Linked DNA regions of Homo sapiens: region 2 is linked to region 1. The links are chromatin loops, found by intact Hi-C in ENCODE. Cell type or tissue: HCT116. All regions are shown on one strand. Links, peaks and the distances in the headings refer to the core of each region. The heading gives the core; the rest is flanking DNA.

Region 1 (8,343 bases), core at 308-8,307:
CTACCAAAAAGACAATAACAATGTGGATGAGTGTTACAGATTGGATTTTGTCTCCCCAAAAAAGATATATTGAAGTCCTAAACCTCAGTACCTCAGAATGTGACCTTATCTGCAAACCAGGTTTTTGTAGATGCAGTCAAGTTAAGATGAGGTCACCACTGGGGGACTTAATCCAGTATAACTGTTTTCTTTATTAAGAAGGGAAATTTGAACACAGAAATAGACAAGAACACAACAAGAATTCCATGTAATGATGAAGACAGAGATACAAATGATATTATTTACAAGACAAAAAACACCAGAAGTTATGAGAGTGGCATAAAACAGATTCTCTTAGAGCCCTTGGATGGAACAAACCTTGCAAACATCTTGATCATGGACTTCTAGTGGGCATTACTGTGAGAAAATAAATTTTTTAAGCCACACAATTTGTGATTCTTTGTTATGACAACCCTAGTGAGCTAATATAGCCATAATGTGGAGAGGCTGTAACCCTCATACACTGCTGGTGAAAATGTAAAATGGTACTGTCACTGTGGAAAAGGGTTTTGCAGTTCCTACAATGTTGAACATAGTGTTACTATCTCACCCAGCAATTATATACCTAGGTATATTCCCAAGAGAAATGAAAATACACATCTACATAAAAATTTGTACAAGAATCTTCATAGTAACCTTATTCCCAATTACCAAAAAGTGGAAACAATACCAGTGTGTATCAACTGATGAATGGATTAAATAATGTGGTATATCCATACATGTAATATTATTTGGTCACAAATAGTAATGAACTACTGAAAGTGTTTCAATATAAACACTTGAAATGGTTAGACTAAGTAAAAAAAAAAAAAAATCAGACACAAAAGTACAGGTATTGAAACGGCTATGTTGTCTGGGGTATATATGCAGTGTTCATCATCTCATGCCAGGAAAATTTAGGACATAGACACACACAAGTTTAAGAGTGGAGGTTTAATAGGCAGAAGAAAAGAGAAAGAAAAGCTGCTCTCACTATTAAGAGAGGGGACTCCTGAGTGGAAAAAAATGGCTGGCAGCAGATGTGCTAGGTTTTACAGTCCAGCTTGCAGAGACAGTGTCTGAATTACGTAGGGATCACAGATTGGTTCAGTCAGGTATGGTGTATGCGTAGTGTGCAGGGAAGACTCGTTGCTCCACCCTAACCTTACCATGCAAATGAATTCTCCCCTCAGCCCGTGCCATCTCGTCTGATCCTTACTGTACAAGTGGCTGGCGGCTAAGGGAAGATGTAGCTGCCATCTTGAACATGTCTAGTTTCTAGTTCCTGCCAGCATTCACCAGTGCAAGCTCCCAGCTTTCTTGCTTTCTTTCTTTCCATTTATTTGTTTATTTACTTATTTGTTTATTTATTTTGAGATGGAATCTCGCTGTCTTGCCCAGGCTGGAGTGCAATGACGTGATCTCAGCTCACTGCAACCTCTGCCTCCCAGGTTCAAGCAATTCTCCTGCCTCAGCCTCCCGAGTATCTGGGATTACAGGCACCTGCCATCACACCCAGCTAGTTTTTGTATTTTTGGTAGAGACGGGGTTTCACTATGTCGGCCAGGCTGGTCTTGAACTCCTGACCTCAGGTGTTGCACCCACCTTGGCCTTCCAAAGTGCTGGGATTACAGGCATGAGCCACCAGGCCCAGACCCTAGCTTTCTTTTCTATGTCTGAAGTTTGACTTTACAGGCTGCTCTTTGTTGGAAAATTATGTGTGGCTGCTTTTTATTAAAAAGAAAAGCCTTACTGAGGACTACACTACCCTTACTATCTGCTAAAGTGATTTCTTCTTAACTCCTATGTCCTTCCTCACTCAGGAGTGGTAACCCTAACTGCTGTTAGGGGTGTTGGTCAATGACTCTTTCTGGCTACTTCCTGCTGAAAAGCAGTGTGAGGAACAGAAAGTAGGGATCCTCCTGGGGTTGAACTAAGAGTCCTCGGAAGAAAGGCGTGTCCATGTGTGGTTCACTCTGCAGCACCATTTGGAATTGGATTGCTTCTAGGCAAGAGTAAACAATTTGAGTAACAGTATTGAGTAGACAAGGTCCAGACGTTAATATAAAACATATGAGCAAGAGGGGGCACTAACCAGTTAACAATGTCACTAGCCAGTTTCACGAAGAAGACTAGAATTCATTAAAGAGGGATTGTAGCCATCCAGGGCTGGAGCCTGCATTTTCTTTTAATCTGTAATTGATTTTAACTTGATCTTTAAGCAACTGTAGGTTTTCTTCTACTTGACTAGAGGTGTTGATCTGGAAGCAGCATTTTTCATTTAAGACTCCCAGGTCCCCCTCCTTTGGCTGTAAGGACATCTAGGGCCTGTCTATTCTGTATTACTACTGAGGCTAAAGAGTTTATGGATTATTGTTGTGCTTTATTAGTGCCTCTCTCAGTCTTTCCAAGAAGGCTGTAGGATTCTCATCTGGCTTTTGATCTATCATGAACAGTTTAGAGTAATTAAGAGGTTTAGTCCAAGTTTTTCTGGCACTAGATCTGGGTCCTGGCACTTGTTGAATGTGCTGCCCATAGTTGCAGGTGTGACCTTAAATATGCACATTAAAAAATGTTTCCTTTTCCATTCATCTGTAGCATCATTAGGGCCCCAATTAGAGTTGTCAAGAGGAACTGCTTTCCTTCCTTTTGGGAATGGAGTTTCCATTATTTCTTCACCTTCCCTATTTTCTCTTTTCTTTTAGACCTACTACGGGAGACACATTGCTCATTTCTGAATTTCTCTGCTGCCTACAGAGCTACCTGCCTCTCAGCTGTGGTTAGGGTTTGGCTTAGGAGCAGCATAACATCCCTCCAGGAGAGGTCAAATACCTGAGTTAAATTTTGGATGGCTTCTATATACCTATCAGTGTCATCAGAAAATTGGCTTAGGTCTCCCTTTACTTGCCTAAGAGCTTGCAATGAGGAGGGAACTTGAACCCTAATGGCATCACCTCCATTGGGCCTTTCCTGTAGAGGGAACAGTGAATGTGTGAAAGTGGGAAACTTTGGAGATGGTGGAGGTGGAAGATCTGTGGCATGGTTGGAAGTGGCCCCAGATAAGGGAGACTGGAAGGGCTGGCACACTCAATAGCTGCCTCAGATGGTTTCTGCAGAATTTGCTTTTCTAGTCTTGGGGAATCATTCCCCTTGGGACCGTCTGACATGATAGGTAAAAGGGCTGAGTCAATTGTGCAATGTTTGCAAAGATATGGGTTGTCACGCAGAGCAAAAGAAAGCCTGCACATAAGGTACCTTGGACCATTTGCCCTCCCATCTGCAGAAAAGATCTAACTGTCAGTTAATATTAAAATTAAGCTTCCTTCCACAAGCCAGGCTGGTTCAAGAGGGTAAAAAGACCATGCCCTTATGCAAAAGAAAATGGGCCATGTTTTCTTCAAAGTCTCAGGGTCAAAGGAGTCCCAGTGCTTCAGAATGCACTCCAGAGGAGTACAGCCCGAAGATAACCTGTTACCCATCTAGAAAGAGAAGTGAGAAAAAGGTATCCCTTTTGCCTTCTTCCTTTTGGTATGACCCAGAGTTGGGAGGAAGACAGTGTGGGTGTCCCCCAGCTGTTTCCCCTCCGTGGTTCCTGGGTCCTGGCACCTTGTTGAATGTGCCACCCATGGTTGCAGGTGTGACCCCCAGCCATGGAACCAGAGGAACTAAGAGATTGGGATTAGTCACGCCCACCATGCAGCTGTAGTTCTCTGCCTGTGATTCCCCTTTGACTTCCTAGACTTGTATGACCTGCCTAGCTCCCCGAAAAAAAAAAAGGATCTCTCGAGAGACTATGTGAAAGTTGCTTTTGGGAAACTTTTGCACTTTCCTCCTTAATGGAGGAAGTGGGTTGATTTGGGCTCCATATCCTACTGTTATAGCCCATGCTAAAGCATTTAACCTTAGAAAATGGTTCTGGTTAACTTCTGAACTTAAAAATCCCCTTACTAATTAAATACCATTCTAATTAGAGGCAGAATAGGTGACTTAAAGGAATGTGGGAACCAAATGGCTATTTTCCTGCTGATGGGACAGTATTGAGACTAGAATTTAGCTCCGGATAATATGTTACTCCTAGTTGTTGAAGGCAGAATTTCGCCATTTACAGGAGCATGAAGGCTGGTTTCTAGTAGAGAGGCACAAAAAGGGAAGAGAATTGGTAAGCTAAGAGTGTTTTGGTAACGAACCAATGGTGTGCCTCATGGAGATTATCTCGATGCCACTAGGTGGTGCTGTTGACCTTGAAATGCTATGTGCTCGCCACACCAAGGGCAGAGTGACGTTGACATGCCATGTGTTCTTCAGACCAAGGGCAGAGAGAGACCTGGAAATGCCATGTGCTCTCCAGACCAGGGGCAGAGAGTGACCTAGAAATGCCAGGTGCTCTCCAGACCACGGGCAGAGAGTATGCTCGGTGTAGAAGGGAGACCCTCTGTTTTTAGAAAATCAGAAAGACGCCTTCCCTTGAGCTATATCCCCAGTTACTACAATACTCCTTGATCTTGCCAAATAAGATTACTTCCCTGAACTGTAAAACTTCCCACATATTGCATATGCAGAGAGCATAGGAGATATGGCAGTTGTGGAGAGGAAAGGAGGAAATTACAATAGAAAAGTTGGAGATTATGTAGCCGACACCCCATTGGGTGGTCAGAGGTTGGGGTCAGTCCAGAAGCCTTTGGATAAAACCAGGGGATAGCCCCAGCCAGGAATCCTTAGTTGCACTGAAACCTCTTTCAGCCCCATGCAACAGTTAAGTCCTCCATGAAAGGAAGCTGGTTCAAACATGGCCAACATGTCCAGCAACCCGTGGTTGCAGGGGATTCTCCATGTTCTCCTCAGCAAGCTTCACATCTAGGTCTTTAAGAACAGCAGCCACATTAACTGTGTTTTTACCTGGCTGACAGATGCCCTTTATTGATTTGATTTGGTTCTAAAATGGAGGGCAAGAGCCCCGAAATGAAAGGACAGAGTTGGAGTTTGCTCCTCTACTCACCATTTTGATAAATGTTTTACCTTGGTATCCTGGACGAGATCTCCAGTATAAAGCAACTATGTTGTCTGGGTTATATACCCAGGGTTCATCGTCTCAAGCCAGGAAAATTTAGGACATGGTCGCATACTAAAAGTTTAGGAGCAGGGGTTTAATAGGCAGAAGGAAAGAGAAAGAAAAACAGCTCTCTCTATTGAGAGGGGACTTCCGAGCAGAAGGAAAGAGAAAGAAAAACAGCTCTCTCTATTGAGAGAAGACTTCCGAGCAGAAAAAACCAGCTGGCGGTGGACACACCAGTTTTTATATCCCGGCTTGAGGAGGCAGTGTCTGATTTACACAGCGTTCACAGATTGGTTAGATCAGGTATGATGTTTACATAGGGTTCAGGGACGGCTGGTTGCCCCATCCTAATCTTAATATAAAAATAAATTCTCCCCTTGGCCAGTACCATCTTGTCTGATCTTTATTGTACACGTGGCTGGCAGAGAAGGAAAGATGGAGCCACCATCTTGAACATGTGTATCCCCTAGTTCCTGCTGGCATTCACCTGTGCAAACTCCCAGCTTTCTTGTCTGTTTGCAGCTTGTCTTTACTGTCTGCTCTTTGTTAGAAAATAATTTGTGGCTGCTTTTCATTAAAAAGAAAAGCCTTACCAAGGACTCTCATACCCTTATTATCTGCTTAAGTGATTCCTTCTTAACTCCTATATCACTATTGTATACTTTCATTTATATGCCAAGTAGGCAAATTCATAGAGGTGGAAAGTGGATTAGTGGTCGCCAGGGTCATAAGTATGGAAACACATTGAGCCATATGGAGTGAAGAAAGTGTTCTGAAATTAGATTGTGGTAGTGTTTATGCAACGTTGAGATATACTATTAAAACTCCAGTAAATTGTATACTTTACATGTATAAATTTTATAGTATATGAATATCTCAAAACTATATTTCAAAAAATAAAAACGAAATTTAAAATTATAAGTGCATAACTGAAACTAGAATGTAGCATACTAACCCTAAACATCTAGCATACTAACCCGTAAATCTATATTAAACATGGCTTTTCCTCAGAAGATATTCCATAATACAAAAATGATGTCAAACAAATAGAAATTGAGCAGAAGAGCTGAAAGCCATAATCTTATAGGCTTGAGTTGTCAGAGAATCCAATAGGACTTCCAAAAGAGAGGGATTATAGTGAATAGAATCCTAAAATCTCCACATAAATAGCCGCTTAACCTCTTTACAGACAGTTAAATTATACATGGAGGGAGAACAGACACCAGAAAACAGCAAGTTAAAAGCTCAAAGTAGTAAGCAAAGATTTAAGATACCGTCCACCTCAGAAAGAGGGAGTTTGCAGTTTAAACACTTCCAGATGAGAGGGTTTTGGTCAACATCTCAGGCTTTCCATAGATCTGCCCTAACAAAGTGTAGATCAAGAATTACAACTTCAAAGTTATCAATCAGTAGTTTAGCCTGGTAGAACAAAATCCACATTTCAGGGCAAGATGATAGAATTCAAAATTTAGACAATGTATCATTCACAATGGTAAGGGTATGACAAAATATTAACAGACATGAGAAAAAGGAAGTAAATATGATCCACTATAAATAAAATAAATATTCCTAAGAAACAAACTCCTCATATACCCAGTTAATAGAATTGATAGTCAAGGACCTATCTATTATAAATATGTTCAATGACTTAAAATAACTGAGCTGAGACTGCACCACTGCACTCCAGCCTGGGCGACAAGAGTGAGACTCCATCTAAATAAATAAACAAAACACAAAATATGCATTACATAAATATATAACATAATGAACATCTGTATAAAAAGATGTTTTCAAAAATTTGTGGTTGTGATCACTTATTAAAAAAACAAAAATCCAACTGGGACGTTAATGAGATTTCAGTGAATCTATATCAATTTGGGGAAAATTAACCTATTAAAAATATTGAGTCTTCCAATCAATGAGTATAATTTATCTATTTCTATTATCAGTGTTCTATAGTTTTCAGCATACTGATATTAAAAATACATTCTACTATATTTATACCTAATATTCACTTTTTTATACTTGTGTAAGTGGTATTGGTCTTCATGTTGTATTCCAATTGTTATTTGCTAATATATAGAAACAACAGTTTTGCTGTATTTAGTTTGAATCCTCTGTCTCATCCCGACTCACTTGTTAATTCTAGAAGTGTCCCCCATTAGATTTTTGAAATCTAAGAGATGCAGTATTATTCCTTTCTTTCTAATCTATTTATTATTCATTTTTATTGCCTTATTACACAAGGCAAATCTTCCAACAGGGTGAAATTATGTAAGAGGAAATGCTTGCTTTGTTTCCTATCTCAGTGAGAGTATTCAGTCTTTTACAATTAAGTATAAGGTTAACTGTGAATTTGTTTTAGATACATTTTATGAAGTTAAGAAAGTTTCCTTCACATTTTTCTTGAGTTGCTGAGATTTTTATCATGAAAACATTAAATTTTATCTAATACTAGTTCATACATCTAACTTTATAATTATTTATTCTTCTTTAGTCTACTGATCCAACAAATTATTGATTTTCAAATGCTGAACCAACCTTGCATCCCTAGGAAAAATATAAATTGACCATAATGTATTTCTGTATTTTATACATTGTAGGATATAGTTTGAAAATATTTCATCAAAGATTTTTGCAACTATGTTCATGAGAGATAGTGATATATAGGTTTTTTGTGTTTATTTATTTATATATTGCTTTCAGTATAGACTAAGGCTGTCTTCATACAATAAATTGTGAAGTATTCTTTCCTCCCTTTTTTGAAAGAGAGGTATAGAATTGGTATTGTTTCTTTATTGTTTGGCAGAATAGGGCAGTGAAATAATTTTGGTCTGTAGTTTTCTCCCTTGGATGATTTTAACCATAAATTTTATATATTGTATATAATTAAGTGTAATGAGATGGCCTGCTTTTCCTTGAGTGTTTTGTTAGCTTCTGTCTTTCAAAGAATTAATCAATATTATCTAACTTTTCAAAATTGTGAGCCTAGGGTTTATTATGGTATTGCTGTATTGTTATTTTTACATCTGTGGGATTTAGTAGTGATAATCTCCTTTTCATTCTGATATTTATAAATGTGCCTTCTGTCTTTTTCCTGATCAATCTAACAAATTTTTATCACTTTTCTTGATCTGTTTGAAGAAGCAGTATTTCATGTCATTGGTTTTTTTCATTGCTTTGGTGTATCTAATTTCATCAATATCTGCTATTATCTTTATTATTTTTATTTTTCTTCTGGCTTTAGTTTTTATTCGCTCTTCTTTTTCTAG
Region 2 (8,343 bases), core at 270-8,269, 350 kb after region 1:
TCTATGATTGGAGTCAGGGTCTGATTAACACATCCACCTATTATCTTATCTCTTGACATGTGTTCCTTTTTCACCATCTTTTCCACATAGCTGTGGAAACAATACAAATATTAATGATTACATTGTTGTTAATCATCATCTGAAATTCAGAACAAACTCTAGACCCATCTCATCACATAACTGTCTAAGATAAACAGTGAAAGTGAACAGCTATATGGAATCTCACCAAATAGCTGTTCACTTTTATGCCTTACCAAGTGGTATAAGTAAATTAAATAGTTCAAGAGTTACTAAAATATTTAAAATATTAATAATCATATAAAATATGCTTGAAACTTGAGAACATAAGGTTCTCTAACTGCTATCCCCAAACACCATTGCTTATTGAGAGACAGTTGCATATGATAAGGGAAATCTTGAATTTTGAAATGCATGAATGTTGAGCCTGTTCTCTCAAATTTTAGTTTTCACCCAAACTATTTCTCTTATTGAATCATTTAAAAATTCAGGGAAAGGTGAAACCCTGTCTCTACTAAAAATACAAAAAATTAGCTGGGCATGGTGACGGGCACCTGTAGTCCCAGCTACTCGGTAGGCTGAGGCAGGAGAATGGCGTGAACCCAGGAGGCAGAGCTTTCAGTGAGCTGAGATGGTGCCACTGCCCTCCAGCCTGGGCGACAGAGCGAGACTCTGTCTCAAAAAAAAAAAAAAAACAAAGCAGAGAAAGAAGACAATGTCCAACAACTGAAAACCTTAAATTCTACATCCAGGATTCAGTATGCATCCCTGAATCTTAGATATAGAATTTAAGGTTTTTTATTGTTGACACTGTCTTCAACAGTTCAGTTTGCAAGATAGTTCTCCAGGTGACCTTGATTGACCCAGCTCTCTCCTCTCTCTCACTTGTAGTTCTCAACAATAACCATAGAAAGGCCAGGCGCAGTGGCTCACACCTGTAATCCCAGCACTTTGCGAGGCAGAGGTGGGCAGATCATGAGGTCAGGAGATCAAGAGCATCCTAGCCAACATGGCAAAACCCTGTCTCTACTAAAAATATAAAAATTAGCTGAGCGTGGTGGCACATGCCTGTAATCCCAGCTACTCGGGAGGCTGAGGCAGGAAAATTGCTTGAACCAGGGAGCCGGAGCTTGCAGTGAGCCAAGATCACGCCACTGCACTCCAGCCTGGTGACAGAGTGAGACTCTGTCTCAAAACAAACAAACAAAAAAAACATAGAATGTGCTGGAAAGGCAGCATCCTGAAATAGGAAGATACTGTTCAGAAGAGCCCAGACACTATTTCAATCTCACCTAAAAACGGGATACCCTTCAACTCAGTAGTCCCTCATTTGTGATACAAGTGGGGCACTCACAGATGAGATCCATCTGCCCTAAGCCGCTTCCTCAGCCCTGGTGGACTGGCTGAAGATGAATCCTAGGCTTCTGTTGTTTCTGGCTGCCCATCTGTAAGTAATAAATCTGCTTCGTTTACCTTGTTGTGTCTGGGGGTGCTCTGTCTTACTGGACTTAGACAAGTTTAACCAGGGCACAGCAAACCTACTTTGCAGAGTTCACTACCCAAGAGTGTGAAAGAATCATTTTAATCATTACAGGTAAGACAAGGAAACATGCAAGAAATTAATCCAGTAATTCAGTGGATCACCATCTTTGGAGTCAGAGAAACCTAAATCTATCTCCCACTTCTATCATTTTTGGAGGTAAAATGCTAGGCAACTTATTCAACCTCTGTGGACATCAGTGTCCTTATCTGTATGGGGTCCTCATCTGAATGATTAAAATGACATAGTGCTTGTAATGTACCTGGCATATTTTAGGAATTCAAACTAATTGGCTAACATCTTTCTTTTGATTAAGTTATAAGATTGATATGGATTTGAGTTCTAATTTATATGAATAGGCAATTTTTAAAATATCCAAACTTTCTGGAGTATTCCCTTTGTCCTATTCACTTTCATGTGATTCACTTTGATCACTATAGAGAAACCTGCATCATTCAAATAAAGAGTAGTCTAAGAAGAGAATCAAAGGTCTCATTTTCACTTTGCTGACTGAAGGGTCTTGAAACATCCTTTTACCAAAATGTTTTACACAAGATTTAGAAACATGATTTTTAAAGGATTAAGCTAATACAAACTAAATATAATATTTAACCAGCTTTATAAAGTAAGTTCTTGAGAAAACTCTCAATTAAGTGTCTGTAATATTAAAATTAATATTAATAATAATAATACTTATGCCTATAATGTCACTTACTGCAGTCTCAATGAAATAGCTCTGTTTTATCAGCCTTAATTTCATGTTGGAGAAGCAAAGTGCACTACTAAAAATAATGCAAGACTGAAAGAAACGATTAGCATGCAAATGAGAATGCAGTGCCTTTTGAGTTCTTTTGAGAGGTAAAATGAATAAGCACTGACAGCTTTCATCTAAATGATTAAAAATGATTTCAGAGGAATTGAAGAAAAAGATACAATTGACAGTTTACTAAAACAGCTCAGATGGGCAAGAGTAGGTGTGTATAAGAATGGTGTGGTCAGGAGGAATATCTTTAAGTAGGTTGTTAAAATGTTAAAGGTGGTCTTTACAAGAGAAACAATCTCATATTTGAACTTAAAAGTGGAAAATAAATCCAAAGAAATGAACCTATCAAATAAATGATTCAAGAAACAAACCAAACTTCTTCAAATCTGTGAAGAAGGCTGCACATGAAGCACAACAAGAAGTTTTCCTTTAGAAAAATACAACAGATTTCAATGTTCCTTCATACATAATAACTCTACATAATAAATGCAATAATCAGTAGTCTTTTTACTCTACACATGCACACACAGTTACAATAAAATCCTCACTGTGATCATTTCCCATAGGAAATATTTCTTTTTCTTCTTTTTTTTTTTTTTTGAAACTGAGTCTTGTTCTGTCACCCCGGCTGGAGTGCAGTGGTGCCATCTCGGCTCACTGCAAGCCCCGCCTCCCGGGTTCACACCATTCTCCTGCCTCAACCTCCCGAGTAGCTGGGACTACAGGTGCCCGCCACCAAGCCTGGCCAATTTTTTTGTATTTTTTAGTAGAGATGGGGTTTCACCGTGTTAGCCAGGATGGTCTCGATCTCCTGACCTTGTGATCTGCCCACCTCGGCCTCCCAAAGTGCTGGGATTACAGGCGTGAGCCACCGCACCCAGCCGGAAATATTTCTTTAATCATTACTCCGACATGTCTCTAAGCCTACATTTATAGATATAGAAATTATTCTGATAACATCTCTACGTATTTGTATGCCATTTTCAAGCCATCCCATACATGTCTCCATATTTCCATATCCACTTATCTGGAAGTATAAATTATTTTGTTAATATCTATAGCTGGTAAATATTCCTATGTCATTTTCAGGTCTTAAATCTATTTTACAAATGAGACAATCCCATGAAAGCTTTTCTCAACTTATTGCATTTTGTCCATAAAGGTGGAACCTCCCAAGAAGAAGTCATTTGGGGACTGTTGACAAAGTGTGATTGTGCTCATTTTTTGACTTAAATCAAATCATTTCTGACACACTTCAAATCCTTAGGAGCCTATCTACAGCCAATTCAAACAAATAAACACTCAAGTAAGAAAAGTAGAATGAAGTCCTGCTGTCATATATTTTACTTAATAGTTGCTTTCCTGATGTATCCTAGAAGAGTGTTTGAAAGGACAGTATGTATTATTCTGTGATGTCAAAATGTCAATTCAAAATCCATCTGTTTTAGCAGAAAAATAATACTTTGTCATAAAGCTGAGCTAACAGCCAGTGTTCTACCTGGCACCCAGAGGAGACTGAGAAAATCCTCTATTGTCCTAGCACAATATTAGTTATTATTTATAAGGCCTTATGGAAAAAAAATAGTTGTCTGACATTCATATAGTTTTCTTAGGGGAAATATTCTGTTTTTCCAACAGTGTTTAAAGCATATTCAGGCAGCTAGAGGTATGGTTATTTACCTTGATATTGAATTATTTTTCTAAAGTTTGTCATTTTAGAGAAAAGATGCTAAATATTGATAAGGTTTAGCCGTTTCCACAGCTTCCACGCCAAGAAGCAACAGAAAACCAGGAATAAAATAAACATTTTCTTCCGCTGTGCAGCAAAATACATTTCATTCAAATCTAGTGTGAGCGCCCCCTCGAGGCTGCAGCGCATAGAATTTTGAGACTGGAAGCATATCAAAGGTAAGATTACCAAATTAGTACCAATTTAGTATAGTTACATAATCTTGTATAAGAGAATACAAGCTGAGACTCTCTTCTTTAGTAATATTTGTAGCTGTCTTTTTGGTCTTTCTCGCTTCATTTTGCAGGTATGGCAAACATCTTTTCAAAATATGTGGGTTTCTGACTAACAAAACATTTGGAGGCTAATTGGTCATCTGGTGCCTATCCATCTTTCAAAAACCACAAAACTTAATGAGCTTAAAAATTGCAAAAGGTCTAGCCTTAACATTTTATCTGAGATGTGATAAAAGTGCGACTGATGATTTTTTTTTCTTTATTTCTTCTAAAATAAATGGGATACATGTGCAGAACGTGCAGATTTGTTACATAGTTATACATGTGACATGATGGTTTTCTGTACCTATTGACCTGTCCTCTAAGTTCCCTCGCCTGTCTCCCCACCCCACAACAGGCCCTGGTGTGTGATGTTGCCCTCTCTGTGTCCATATGTTTTCACTGTTCAACTCCCACTTATGAGTGAGAACATGCAATGTTTGGTTTTCTGTTCCTGTGTTAGTTTGGGGAAGATGATGGCTTTCAGCTTCTTCCATGTCCCTGCAAAAGACATGATCTCATTCCTTTTTATGGCTACATAGTATTCCATGGTGTATATGTACCACATTTTCTTTATCCAGTCTATCATTGATGGGTATTTGGGTTGGTTCCAAGTCTTTGCTATTGTGAATAGTGCTGCAATAAACATATGCGTGCATGTGTCTTTCTAGTAGAATGAGTTATATTCCTTTGGGTATATACCCAATAATGGGATTTCTGGGTCTAATGGTATTTCTGGTTCTAGATCCTTGAGGAACCGCCATGCTGTCTTCCACAATGGTTGAACTCATTTACATTCCCACCAACAGTGCAAAAGCATTCCTATTTCTCCACAGCTTCACCTGCACCTATTGTTTACTGACTTTTTAATAATCGCCCTTCTGACTGGCATGAGATGATTCTTTTAAAAGCAGTTTTCACAAAGAAAAATAAACATAATGTATACAAAAAAGGGCTAGAGAAGTAGAGAGTAATGATTTCTTAAACTCGACAATATTCCTGAATTTATTTTGAGTATCTCTGAGCATTGGAGAAAATTTCTTCCCAGCCTCACACCAATTATAATAAAATACCTTTTTGATTACAGGTAAGGATCACTGGAAATATTCATCTTATCAAACCCCACACCTTCGTGTGTAAAATGAGAGTGTTAGATCGTATCAATCTTCCATTCCCTTGCTCTCTCCCTCCCCAAGTATTAATGAGCATGTCAGGCTTGTGCTATGCACTGGAGCTATGTATTACATCACTGAATACAGCAGACCTGGTATCTGGACCACTGAAGACCTACAGCCTATGAAGGAAGGCTGACATTATCCACACACATATTTCAATTTCAATTGTGATAGGTAGTATAAAGAAGCAGTGCAGGGTAACACACACGCATTTAACAAGGAAACGTGACCTAGTTTGTGGTTGGAAGAGAAAGTCTTCCAGGCAGAGAGAACAATATCTGAAAAGGCCCTGAGGTGAGACAGAGCCGGTCAAGTCTGAGACATCAAGAACATGTGGGTGAAACAGAGAGCCACAGGGCAAGATCAGGCGGCAGAGCTGGCAAAGAGTCAGATCCAGGGGGTCTCTGAGACCACATTAAGGATTTGGGGACTTATTCTGAGAAAAAGGAAAAGTATCTAAAGATTGTAAGAAGGAGAGTGGTATGAATCAATTATCCCTGAGGTTGATTCCTACTCTAAAATTCTATATAAATCTATTTTTCTCTTATTATTTAAAAAATTGAAGTAAGCAGAACTAGCATGATTTTGCTATAGAGATGATAAATTGACATAGAACTCAGGTTAATAAATTGCAACTTTAGGCCAGGCGCGGTGGCTCACGCCTGTAATCCCAGCACTTTGGGAGGCCGAGGTGGGTGGATCACAAGGTCAAGAGATCGAGACCATCCTGGCTAACATGGTTAAACCCCGTCTCTACTAAAAATACAAAAAAATTAGCTGGGTGTAGTGGCGGGCACCTGTAGTCCCAGCTACTGGGGAGGCTGAGGCAGGAGAATGGCGTGAACCTGGAGGGCGGAGCTTGCAGTGAGCCGAGGCCACACCACTGCACTCCAGCCTGGGCGACAGTGTGAGACCCCGTCTCAAAAAAAAAAAAAAAAAATTAGCCAGGCGTGGTGGTGAGCGCCTGCAGTCCCAGCCACTTGGGAGGCTGAGGCAGGAGAATCGCTTGAACCAAAGAGGCGGAGGTTGCTGTGAGCCGAGATCCGTGCCACTGCCCTCCAGCCTAGTGACAGAGCGAGACTCCGTCTCAAAATAGATAAATAAATAAATAAATTGCAACTTTATTATTACATTGTTCAACTTAATTTAGCTTATTAGCCTCCATCCCTCAATTTCTAATGATGACAAGATAATTCAATCTTTACAACTCAAGGTAAACAGAGTCACTTCTTTAACCTTGATCTCTGTTTAGATCAACTCAGTCAATTCAGGTTGTTCGTTAGGATTCTTCCACAACTCCCATTCCCATCTGGTTTCCCTTTCCCTGTTTTATTGGACATCATCTATGGTTTCAAGGGCTCTTTCTATTGCCAGGTATCTGACCCAAGGATTTTGACTTTCCACATTGTGTGGAATTCATCTAGTCTCCTTTATAAAATGCTGACATTTTCTGCTGATGTCCTTCATCTTGCCACAACCCAGATCAAGTATGGATCGACCCCTTATCCTGATCCAGGCTTCTTTTTCGTACAATCCCCTTCCCCACACTTATGAGAACAGGGCTCTGAGTACCACCAGGCCTACTGTTAGAGCTGTTTCTCTCAGCTTTTGCTGTTCTGCTTCTAGATACGAGTCCTCCCAAAGAGATTTATAGTGTCACCAACCTACACATTCTGTGAGTCAAGACCAGCCCCTTCCACTCGCAGATTCCCCTAAACATATGTGTGTTTTTATTTACTCTCAAGCCCCACTCCCTACCCCACACTACCCAGACAATGATTCCAGGTAGCCTTTGAGTTCTAGTTTCATTCCCTCTGATCTTCCAACCACTGATCAAATCCGGCTTCATTTGAGTGGCACACTGCTTTCATGTCATTCACAGTCTTCCGTAGTCTGTGGCGTATTGTATAAACTCTGTGCTATGAATCCTCTAGGTTTTGCTCTTGATATTCAGAGCCCATAGTTTGGAATTCAAACAAAACAAAACAAAACTATTCTCTCTGAATATATTCCATCCCTTCCATCTCAGAAGAGCTTTGACTTTCAGACTATTGACTTTGCAATAGATTTATAAAAGTCTACCTGGGAGCTCAAAACCTAAGAATTGCACTCTTTATTCCCTTTAAATTATTTTCTGTGTTCCCTTCACTGGAGCAATATGCCTCAGCCTCTCAAACTAGTTCTATGGGTAGGAAGGTTCCAGGATACAAAGAAAAAAGAAATGTGAAAAGGATAAACTACATCTGATATTCTTTCAAAACTATAACAAAATACATAAAAAATAGGCACTAAGATAAGATAACAGATGGGAAGATTTGAGATTAGAAATATAGCCTCTTGTGCTAATTTGCAAAGGAATAGAAATAAACCATTTCAGCTTTTGTTTCCAGAATGAGGCTTCTCTTTTAATATGCTTACTCTTATAAATTTACAACAAAGATGCCACTTTTTATTGTAGGTCAGGAAATATAGAATTTTTACCTAGAACAATGAGTATCCTTGAATGCAGAATTCGCTCTCACAGGTTCATAGGAAGTAATTAGAATGACTTTCCTTATAGTTCTGGCACTCACAGAAACCAGATTCCAATAACAATCAAGGCATGTCTTTCCTTAAATACAAGGTATTTTCATATAAAATCAACTTATGTCAATGTGTTGTCTAAGACTTTGCCACTCAAAATACAGTGCAGGAACTACAAGCAGTCATCAACTGAGAGCTTGTTGGAAATGTAAGTTTTCAAGTTTCTCCTCAGATCTAATAAATTCGCATCTACATTTTAACAGAATGGATCCCCAAGTGAAGTGTCTGCACAAACTTTGAGAAGCACTAGCCTAACATAT

Evidence for each region. Peaks named below come from ENCODE experiments on the same cell type or tissue, not always from the same donor. Only the 100,000 strongest peaks of a DNase experiment are listed, where the experiment ranks them.
Region 2: a loop joins it to region 1, with 15 times the contacts of the local background. A loop is called at or near these places in 8 of 110 quality-filtered maps.

Annotation. Positions count from the first base shown.
Region 1 is chr5:104,175,196-104,183,538 of GRCh38, reverse strand. No RefSeq gene overlaps it. Among named protein-coding and RNA genes, the nearest start is that of NIHCOLE, 98 kb to the right of the region's middle. In HCT116, for the core only: a CTCF peak has its summit at 4,226 (motif pointing right); a DNase peak (open chromatin) is centred at 4,278.
Region 2 is chr5:103,825,613-103,833,955 of GRCh38, reverse strand. The region is part of intron 3 of LOC105379107 (a long non-coding RNA gene); the gene reads right to left. Among named protein-coding and RNA genes, the nearest start is that of NIHCOLE, 250 kb to the left of the region's middle. In HCT116, for the core only: a CTCF peak has its summit at 4,190 (motif pointing left); a DNase peak (open chromatin) is centred at 4,186.